Regions from separate parts of the Homo sapiens genome. Here region 2 is linked to region 1. A link is an interaction called in ENCODE POLR2A ChIA-PET data of the cell type or tissue named here. Cell type or tissue: GM12878. All regions are shown on one strand. Each heading gives the region's core, and the rest is flanking DNA. Links, peaks and the distances in the headings are about the cores only.

Region 1 (5,332 bases), core at 124-5,123:
TAGGAACCCATAAACTTTAGGGAAATAAGTTTGCAGAATTGTAGGCACCTTTGTTGTTTCCCTTCTTCAGGACTTTCCTAAGTCCTGCCTGCTTTGGCAGCTCCAAATTCTTACTTCTACTTTCTCAGCCCACTAAGACTGTTGTATTTGTATATCCCTATTCTGCAGTGTGTACATGTCCTCAAGAGAATATCTGGAATGTATGTGGACCTCATGCCATAGGGTTTTCTTTAAATCTCGCTTGTGCTTGGTGTCTCCAGTGCCTTCAGGCAATTGCTTTATGTATTTTGTGCAACGTTTATAATTTTTTTTTAAATTTTTTTAGTATTTATTGATCATTCTTGGGTGTTTCTCGGAGAGGGGGATTTGGCAGGGTCATAGGACAATAGTGGAGGGAAGGTCAGCAGATAAACATGTGAACAAAGGTCTCTGGTTTTCCTAGGCAGAGGGCCCTGCCGCCTTCCGCAGTGTTTGTGTCCCTGGGTACTTGAGATTAGGGAGTGGTGATGACTCTTAACGAGCATGCTGCCTTCAAGCATCTGTTTAACAAAGCACATCTTGCACGGACCTTAATCCATTTAACCCTTAGTGGACATAGCACATGTTTCAGAGAGCACGGGGTTGGGGGTAAGGTTATAGATTAACAGCATCCCAAGGCAGAAGAATTTTTCTTAGTACAGAACAAAATGGAGTCTCCTATGTCTACTTCTTTCCACGCAGACACAGTAACAATCCGATCTCTCTTTCTTTTCCCCACACTTCCCCCCTTTCTATTTGACAAAACCGCCATCGTCATCATGGCCCGTTCTCAATGTGCTGTTGGGTAAACCTCCCAGACGGGGTGGCTGCCGGGCAGAGGGGCTCCTCACTTCCCAGACGGGGCGGCCGGGCAGAGGTGCTCCCCACATCCCAGACGATGGGCGGCCGGGCAGAAACGCTCCTCACTTCCTAGACGGGATGACGGCCGGGAAAAGGTGCTCCTCACTTCCCAGACTGGACGGCCAGGCAGAGGGGCTCCTCACATCCCAGATGATGGGCAGCCGGGCAGAGACGCTCCTCACTTCTTAGACAGGGTGGCGGCCGGGCAGAGGCTGCAATCTCGGCACTTTGGGAGGCCAAGGCAGTCGGCTGGGAGGTGGAGGTTGTAGCGAGCCGAGATCACGCCACTGCACTCCAGCATGGGCAATATTGAGCACTGAGCGAGCGAGACTCCGTCTGCAATCCTGGCACCTCGGGAGGCCGAGGCTGGCAGATCACGCGCGGTCAGGAGCTGGAGACCAGCCCGGCCAACACGGCGAAACCCCGTCTCCACCAAAAAATACGAAAACCAGTCAGGCGTGGCGGTGCGTGCCTGCAATCCCAGGCACTCGGCAGGCTGAGGCAGGAGAATCAGGCAGGGAGGTTGCAGTGAGCTGAGATGGCGGCAGTACAGTCCAGCCTCCGCTTGGCATCAGAGGGAGACCATGCAAAGGGGAGAGAGGGAGGGGGAGGGGGAGGGGGAGAGGGAGCGTTTATAGTTACTTTTGAAGAAAGGGCTAGGTGATGCAAGCTATTTTATCATAGCTGGAGTCCTAAATCTTCTCAGTATCTAGCCTTAAAGTATTAAAGTATCTAGCCTTGAGCTGTCTGTTATCTTCAGTAAGTCTTCTAAACTTAATGGCTTCCTTTTCATAGTTTCTTCGGGGAATTAAAAGGAAAATGACTGTTTCATGTTTAGGCTGGCACAGGGTGAACAGAAGAGACCAGTCATAGAAGATGAGATATGAGGGGACAAAAATGCAGCAAAAGCAGAAAATAAAAGCAAATACTGCCTGGGAGAAATGCACAGATTACTGAGAGCTGGTGCATTGCCAGTGCACATGGAATGAGAACTATTTAGTGAGAATTTTTCTTTCCTACTCATATGTTTCTTCCTCTAAAGGGAGCCCATTTATCACAACTCTGGGTCTCTCTCTGTTTCTTTACTCACTGTGTCTCTGGGGTGGTGGAATGACTCATTTGTTTGAGAAATATGGGAAGAATTGTGGTGTATGTTTAGCTCAACTCTGTCCTCATACTGCCCACAGAAAACACGAATTTACTTATTGTCAGTAATAATACTGACAAATTTGGGTAGTCCCCTTCCACATGGCAAAGTCTCCTTGAATCTGACACTGGGACAGGGTGTTCAAGCCTTGAGTTCATTCAGCAAGAACATACGATTCTCAACGTAGACTCTTAGAACTTTGCTTTTATCTATCAAAAAGTTGCTATTTGTCCTGTATATATGTTTTTTTCCCCCTTCTCCTCAACTTGTTTAGAACCTAGATGAAAAGAGGGGTGCTATTTGTTGGGATATTCTCAAAGATCTTAACATGGACTGTCTTAGTCTTGATCTCCTAGAGAACAAAACCTAAGGGAAAGATCTGACAGTTGGTTTAAGAGGTGCAAGCCAGGGGTGTGAAAATGTTGAAAACAAATAGAAGTTAATTAAGGAAAGAGGTGAAGCTATGGGGTGTGATGTAGGATGCTGGCTTCAACTTCCCAATGAGCTGTAAAGAGATATAGGGCATCTGTCTTCATTTGGCACATGCGACTTTTTTGGAGTGTGTGTGTGTGTGTGTGTGTGTTGTGTTTTTTCTTTTTGAAACAGTCTCACTCTATCACCCAGGCTGGAGTGCAGTGGTGTGATCTCGGCTTACTGCAACCTCCCATCTCCTGGGTTCAAGCAATTCTCGTGCCTCAGCCTCCCAAGTAGCTGGGATTACAGGTGTGTGCCACCAAACCTGGCTAATTTTTGTATTTTTAGTAGAGACAGGGTTTCACCATGTTGGCCAGGCTGGTCTGGAGTGCCCGACCTCAGGTGATCCGCCAGCCTCGGCCTCCCAAAGTGCTGGAATATAGGCTTGAGCCACCGCGCCCTGCCTTTTTTGGAGAGTTTTTAAAGAGAAGCCATACTATGAATGGATGAAAGGAAGGACATATGTCTGCCTGATTCTCTTTTTTCCACCTGAGTACTAACCAGGCCCCACCCTGCTTAGCTTCCGAGAGCAGGCGAGATTGGGCTCATTCAGGGTGGTATGGCCAGACTCTGATTCTCTTTCATTTCCTGTTTCCCAATGGTCAAGATTTACTCCATGGAAAGTTAAGGCCCCTTACACTTCTGGGTGGCATCATCTAGCCCCTTCTCAGCTGCTCAGGTGCCGTGCCCCACTATGTAGCATTTCATCTGTGACACTGGGAATGAGGCGCCAACTGAGAGAAGACAGCAATTGAGGGAATCTTGAAAAAGGGCAAGGTTTATGTCCAATACAGAGACTGGAGATGTTTTCACTTTAATCTTCCTAGACTTGTGGACAGTACCTGCAGTACGTGGATCATTCATGTGAATGGCTTTCAGATTACACCAGGTAATGCTTTCTTTGTCCCAACAGTGTGATGGTCATGGGGAAAGCTTCCAGCCCCATGGGAAGCCAGCAGTGGCAATAGTTTGGGGAAGGCTGTTCTTTCAGCATTCCTCAAATCAGTGAACTTACTCAGTGGAGGGTTGGTTTGGGATGTGTTCTTGGGTTGAGGGTTTGGCCTCAATTAAATTTAAACAATAGATTCCTGTAACATAAAGAGTAAAATTATAACATTATACAATGTTATATATAGCTGAAAGGGATCTTACTCTTCCCATTCTTTTCTGAATGATTTTGTGAAGAGCCTGACAAAATCTCCTTTTCTTCCTTCTCTCCTTCTTCCTTCTCATTCTCACAAAGCAGAGAGATAAAGGCAAGAAGCCTATCACTCAAACACTGTCCCATGTCCCAGTAAACACAAACAGAGCTCCCGAAGGAGCTTTCAGAAAATTGCCCCTGCTGGCGTATTCCTTGTTTGGGTGCCAGGTGAGGGGAACCCTATTGTGTGAATACACAATGTGCCCAGTCTCTCTCCATCGAGGTCCATCACCATCTTTCTGCTGGTTGGAGATTATCACTGGCAACGCCTGCAGAGGAACCTGGGACCATATCTGCCCACTCTAGTCCCTCCACGAAAGCCGCAGGAGGATTGCCCCTTACTGACCACCTGCTGGCATGCACTGATGAAACTTCAGGTCACACAGTTGCTGCCACGGAGGTGAGAATTGGATTGGGTGGGTTAGAGCGAGTTTTGGGGTGGCAAGGCATAAAAGCAGATGGCCTGCCCTAACTGGAGGGTTTGTGCCTATTTTGCAGATTACAGAGATCTTTTGGGAAGTGGATGTGAAGGGCTCCGGAATGTTCCTGCCTGTGCCATTCCAGGGTGAGTTCTTGGGTGTTCATGCGGAAGGCCCGAATATTCTGTTATGGGTATCTTTCTACACAAAAACGTTATGCTGTACCCTCTACAACCTGTGTTCTAGTCAGTGCTAGACTTATCTGCAAAAGTGTCGGCAGAGAAAATGAGGTGAGGGTCTCTGAGAGACTGGCATTGAAAACTGGCTCTAGGGTTCTATGGGAAGAGAGGAGGGATGGCTGGGAGGCGAACTAATTTCCCAAGGCTAGAGCCTGTCTTAACGTCTCCTTTGGGGGAACCCAAGTTCTACCAAAGTTTAAAGTGGCAGAGTTTGAAGACAATACAGGCCCCAGGCCCATAGTCTGTGGATGAAACCGTAAATCTATCCCTCATCAGAGGGAGGCAGAAAGATGCTTCAAGCATGTAAACCCTGCCACTCAAGAGGTAGCGTCTAAGTGGGAGAAGAAGAAACATCATCATATGTTGGTCTAGAACAGAGATTCTCAAGTGTTTGGGTCTCAAGACTCCTTCACTCTCTTACAAGTGATAGAGGACCATAAGGAACTTTGGTATATGTGAGTTATATCAACCTATAGTTACTATACTTGAAATAAAACCCGGAGGACTTAAAAAAGTTTATTAATTTTAAAAACTCCAATAATAAACCCAATACCAATGAACATAAATACCACATATTTATGAAAATGACTTATTTTCTGAGACAAAAAATTATCAAAATGACACTGATGTATGTCTCTATAAAATGTTTGCCAATCTCTTTGATATCTGGCAAATCTCTCTTTGAGAAATGCTTTCTATCAGAAGACAGCTGGATTCTCATATCTGTTTCTGCACTAGTCTGTTTGATATCACATATCATGTAGCCTCTGGAGAGCACTAATGCACACTTGAGAGGACGAGATGAAAAAGGCGATTGATGCCTCAGTGTTATCATGAAAACTAGTTTTGACCTGAAAGAGGCTTAAAGTTTCCAAACCACACTTTAAGAATACCCGGTCAAGAATTTTCTGGTGAAACTTATTTATTTACTGTTCTTTTAAAAACAAGGGGTTTTTAATATCCATGAAAAGAT
Region 2 (5,332 bases), core at 278-5,277, 960 kb after region 1:
AACAAGTATAACTGGGGAAAACGATTAAAAAACAAAACACCGTGGTCGGGCGTGGTGGCTCACACCTGTAATCCCAGCACTTTGGGAGGCACAGGTGGGCAGATCACTTGAGGTCAAGAATTCGAGACCAGCCTAGCTAACATGGCCCAAACCCCGTCTCTACTAAAAATACAAAAATTAGCTAGGTGCGGTGGCATGAGAATCACTTGAACCCGGGAGGTAGAGGTTGCAGGGAGCCGAGATCGTGCCACTGCAGTCCAGCCTGGGTGAAGGAGTGAGACTCTGTCTCAAAAACAAAACAAAACAAAAAACACTAAAAGTCTGAAAATTATTCTAAGGGCACATAGCAAATGAAGAAACATTTATTTAAGAAAATCTGAAAACTTCGTGTTTCTGTACTATTCTTCTGATAACCTGCTTTACTTTCTCCTTATGAACATTTTTTCAAAGCCTTTTCATATATCTGGAACGCTTTTTTTTTTTCATATAAATAAGACTCGAATGGCTCATGACTACAATTTCAGGAATGTGAATTTTGCAATATCGTTATATATTAGGACTCACTAAGGAATGTTGATTTAACTTATATAAATAAAAATAGAATAGTTTTTTACAGGTACATTTACAGACATTCAAGGAGAGTGCAAATTATTAAAATTGTCTATTTTTAAGATGTGCTAAGAATAAATTTTTGAAGCAGATGCTAGAAATGGACTTTTTTGATAGATTATATGCCACTAGTGATTTCTTTAATAGTCTGCAAAGTGGAAAATAGCGGCGTATTCTGATAAAAAGTTGTAATACAATTTTTTTGGTCAAGTTATTTTGTTAGGGGAGCTTTTTGATGGGCCTTCCCTCCAGCATGATCTAGTGTGTAAACATAAAACAACTACTGCCTGGGTGCGGTGGCTCACGCCTATAATCCCAGCACTTTGGGAGGCCGAGGCGGGCGGATCACCTGAGGTCAGGAGTTTGAGACCAGCCTGACCAACATGGAGAAACCCCGTCTCTACTAAAAATACAAAATTATCCCGGTGTGGTGGTGCATACCTTAATCCCAGCTACTTGGGAGGCTGAGGCTGGAGAATCGCTTTAACCGGGAGGGTGGAGGTTGTGGTGAGCCGAGATTGTGCCATTGCACTCCAGCCTGGGCAAGAAGAGTGAAATACTGTCTCAAAACAAACAAACAAAAAACACAAAAAAACACAACTACAAGTGGTCAAAGATCTACCTGTAACTGTCTAGATATTTGCCTCTAAATAATGAGACAATGCGAATGCAAAGAGCCAGTATGATTAAGAATATGACCATTTTCAGAAAAAGCATATTGACTCTCTTGGGTCAGATATGGTGGCTCACACCTATAATCCCAGTACTATGGGAGGCTGAGGCTGGAGAATCTCTTGAGGCCAGGAGTTTGAGAACAGCCTGGGCAACATGGTGAAACCCTGCCTCTCTACAAAAGTAAATTAAATAAATGAAAATTTTCACACAGATTAAGAGTTTATTTAAAAATATCTTTCTCATAAATACTAGTTAATTTCTTTTCACTTATGAAATTTTTTATAGTAATTTATACTTTTGGTTCAGGCAAGCTGTGTTCATTTTGATTTAAAGTAATTCCTATAGGTGTTTTGACTTTTCTAGACTATAAGACCTGTGTAAAAGAAAAAAAAACAAAAAAACCCCACTTTTTTTCCTCTCTACTCTCAACACAGAACACTTCTATAACCACATAATTTGGATTCTCCCCCTCAAAGCAGTTCTCCAGCAGACACTACCTGGGTATCCTATAATTCATTTCAGTTCTGACACTGTCTGCTTGGGATAGGGTCAGATCCCACAGGTTAAATGTTCAGTCCCACAAGACTGCTTTCACTTCAGATGCCAATAGCCAGTCCCAGTCACCAGTACTCCTCACTGGTTACAAACCAGGATTTCTGCAACCACCCCCATTGGGTCTGAACAATTTGTTGGGATGGCTCAAAGAATTCAGGGAAACACATTTGCTGATTTTATTATAAAGGATACAGGTGAATAGATTGATAATGGTGAGGTATTAGGTGAGGGGAGGTGGTGTGGTGTGTGGAGCTTCCATGCCCTGTCTGGGTGTACTACCCTCCCAGCACTTTCATGTGTTCAGCAATTGGTCTATGGGTGGTGGGGCTGAAAGTTCATACCCTCTAATCACTTGATTTTTCCTGTTACTGGCCCTGTGCTGAGACTGTTGGGGGCCCCAGTCTAAGTGACTATTAACATAAACTTGAGTTATCACAGGGACTTGATAACTTGATTTCACCTCAAGTGATCCGCCTGCCTCTACCTCCCAGTGTGCTGGGATAACAGGCGTGAGCCACCACGCTCGAGCCAGAATCAATTTTATAATTTGGCATTTTGTTCTCCCATAAGGACTTACCAGGTCCTAATAAATTTTGGCCATATGTGTTGAAAAAGATACACTTAAGTTATAAAATTCTCCTATAGAATATAATTTTAGGGTTTGAAGATGGATCTTAGTGATCATCTAAACCTTATACAGATTTTGGAAGGTTAACTGAATTGTTTTCACATAGCTGATTAGTGTGAGCCTAGATTAGAATCCAGGATGTATCTCCTATTCTGTGATCTTTCCATAGGACTCATTTTGGAATTCTGTAAAATGAGTAAAAATTCATAGACTGTAAAAAAGGGATTTGAGGCCGGGCGTGGTGACTCACGTCTGTAATCCCAGCACTTTAGGAGGCCAAGGCTGGTGGATCACCTGAGGTCAGGAGTTCAAGACCAGCCTGGCCAACATGGTGAAACCCCGTTTCTACTAAAAATACAAAAATTAGCCGGGTATGGTGGCACATGCCTGTGGTCCCAGCTACTCGGGAGGCTGAGGCAGGAGAATTGCTTGAACCCGGGAGGCAGAGGTTGCAGTGAGCCCAGATCCCGCCACTGAACTCCAGCCTGGGTGACAGAGCGAGACTCTGTCTCAAAAAAAAAAAAAAAAAAAAAAAAAAAACCAAAAACAAACAAACAAAAAAAAAAACAACAAAACCACACACACAAAAAACAAATAATTAAAATTTAAAAAAAAAGGTACTTGAAATTGTTGGGGAATGGAGACCTCTGTTGATTAAGCCACTGAAATCAATTCTTGTTATTGACTTTTGCCACCTTCTCATTCGTGTGTGGGTCCCTGGAATTCCCCTGTACCGAGCTGCTCTTGTTTGTCTTTTAAGTCAGCATTTTCCCCAGTCCTGCCTGGATGCATATGGGTTTCCTGCTTTCCTCTTTTGTCATTTTCTCTGAAATAAATGTAAGACTTCTTGTAATTTTTAAGTGATTTCATAGCTAACATAAAGCACAGTAATAAAAATTAGCATCTGGGCCGGGTGCGGTGGCTCATGCCTGTAATCCCAGCACTTTGGGAGGCCGAAGCAGGGGGATCACCTGAGGTTGGGAGTTCGAGACCAGCTGGACCAACGTGGAAAAACCCTGTCTCTACTAAAAGTACAAAACTAGCTGGGCTTGGTGGCGCGTGCCTGTAATCCTAGCTACTCGGGAGGCTGAGCAGGAGAATCGCTTGAACCTGGGAGGCAGAGGTTGTAGTGAGCTGAGATCGTGTCATTGCACTTCAGCCTGGGCAACAAGAGTGAGACCCTGTCTCAAAAAAAAAAAAAAAATCTGGAAAGATACACAAAACATTAAAAAAAGCTTGTAAATACTTGTCTTCATTTAAATGTTAACTTGAAGTTAAGATTGGTAATTTAAAAAATTAAAAAAAAAATAGAGACAGGGTCTCACTATCTTGCCCAGGCTGGTCTTGAACTACTGAGCTCAGGAGATGCTTCTGCCTTGGCCTCCCAAAGTGTGATTACAGATGTGAGCCATTGAGCCTGGCTGATAATTGTTAACGTGCGTTGAAATTCTCAATGCTTTTTGGACCTGACTCTTGATTAATTTATATAGGCCCTCATAATGATGATGATTTTACTCTTAGAATTTGGAACACCAGTTCTAAATTCTGAATTCTTCTAATTAAAAATTAGCTTTAGAAAATAGTTGACAATTTAAACTTTTTTTTTTTTTTTTTGAGATGGAGTCTCGCTCTGTCGCCCAAGCTGGAATGCAGTGGTGTGATCTCTGCTCACTGTAACCTCTGCCCCCCAGGTTCAAACGATTCTCCTGCCTCAGCCTCCTGAGTAGTTGGGATTACAGGTTCCTGCTATCACACCCAGCTGATTTTTGTATTTTTAGTAGAGATGGGGTTTCATCATATTGTCCAGGCTGGTCTTGAACTCCTGACCTCAGGTGATCAACCTGACTCGGCCTCTCATAGTGCTAGGATTACAGGCACGAGCCACTGCACCCCGCCCAATTTGAACTCTTAACTAGCAGTATTTGAGATTTGTTTCTTTGCCCAAAGTGGTTTTGACAAACACAATACTTTCTAGTGATACTTTTATTGTACCTTTTCTGTCTTATTCTTTCTCAGAATCATCATTTATGAATTCTATTTGTAATTAACCTCTTGTTTTCTGCCATAGACTTTTGTTTACCCACATCGTTTCTCTTTTTAATATTGTTCTGAGTAATTGGAACAGACATTAATTAGTATTGCATTCTCTACTTAAACGGCAGTATTTATTTTTTGTTTGAAAAGATGACATGAAGATTTGAATTAAGGGTAAAAATGTTTTCAGAACTGTATGGCAGTAGTTTTGAGATGTGTAGAACTTTAGCCCCATCATGTGGTAAAAATTTAAACTGCATGTGGCTGAGTATAAATCTCTTATTTAGGGCAGTGACTTTTAAACTGTTGATTGTGACCTGTAGTGAGAAGGATATTTTACACAGTCTTTTCATTTTCATGTATATGTAACAAATTTTATATACCTGTGGCGCACTAGTTTTTTCTTTTGTGATTTTCTAGTTTTTTTAAATTCCATTAAATAATGCCAATTGTGACTGATCTTATCATTTGTTAATAGGTCCTGACCAGCAGTTTGAAAGTAAGTATTACTGAAAGAATATTGAACAGATATTGAAAAATTTAGATAACTAGCAAATTCCATTTGTTATGCTAGGAAGGATGACAAAATAATCCCTGTAAACAGGATGCTGTATCTTCATAATTGTTTGATGAAAGATTTCGGGGTTGTGGTATTAAAAGGGTAGATGAATGGTATAAAATAGAAAGTTGGAGATTTTTTTTCTTTTTAAACAAAAAATGTGGTGGAACTTTACTATGATGAATACATTTTCATGTTTGTATTCAATAATCTGTAGTTTTCTCTGTAGTGTATAATAGTAGCATTTTTTGATTCTTTTATGGCAGTGTTAA

What was found. Peaks named below come from ENCODE experiments on the same cell type or tissue, not always from the same donor. Only the 100,000 strongest peaks of a DNase experiment are listed, where the experiment ranks them.
Region 2: POLR2A ChIA-PET joins it to region 1 with 5 read pairs; 1 of 35 experiments calls an interaction of 5 or more read pairs at or near these places.

What each region holds. Positions count from the first base shown.
Region 1 is chr5:56,257,376-56,262,707 of GRCh38, forward strand. It overlaps the pseudogene RNA5SP185. Among named protein-coding and RNA genes, the nearest start is that of ANKRD55, 27 kb to the left of the region's middle. RefSeq lists an enhancer at 244-751. In GM12878, for the core only: no CTCF peak of the experiment used is centred there; a DNase peak (open chromatin) is centred at 2,086.
Region 2 is chr5:57,216,397-57,221,728 of GRCh38, forward strand. All of the region lies in intron 3 of GPBP1 (GC-rich promoter binding protein 1), which reads left to right. Among named protein-coding and RNA genes, the nearest start is that of GPBP1, 45 kb to the left of the region's middle. In GM12878, for the core only: a CTCF peak has its summit at 4,747; DNase peaks (open chromatin) are centred at 3,218 and 4,745.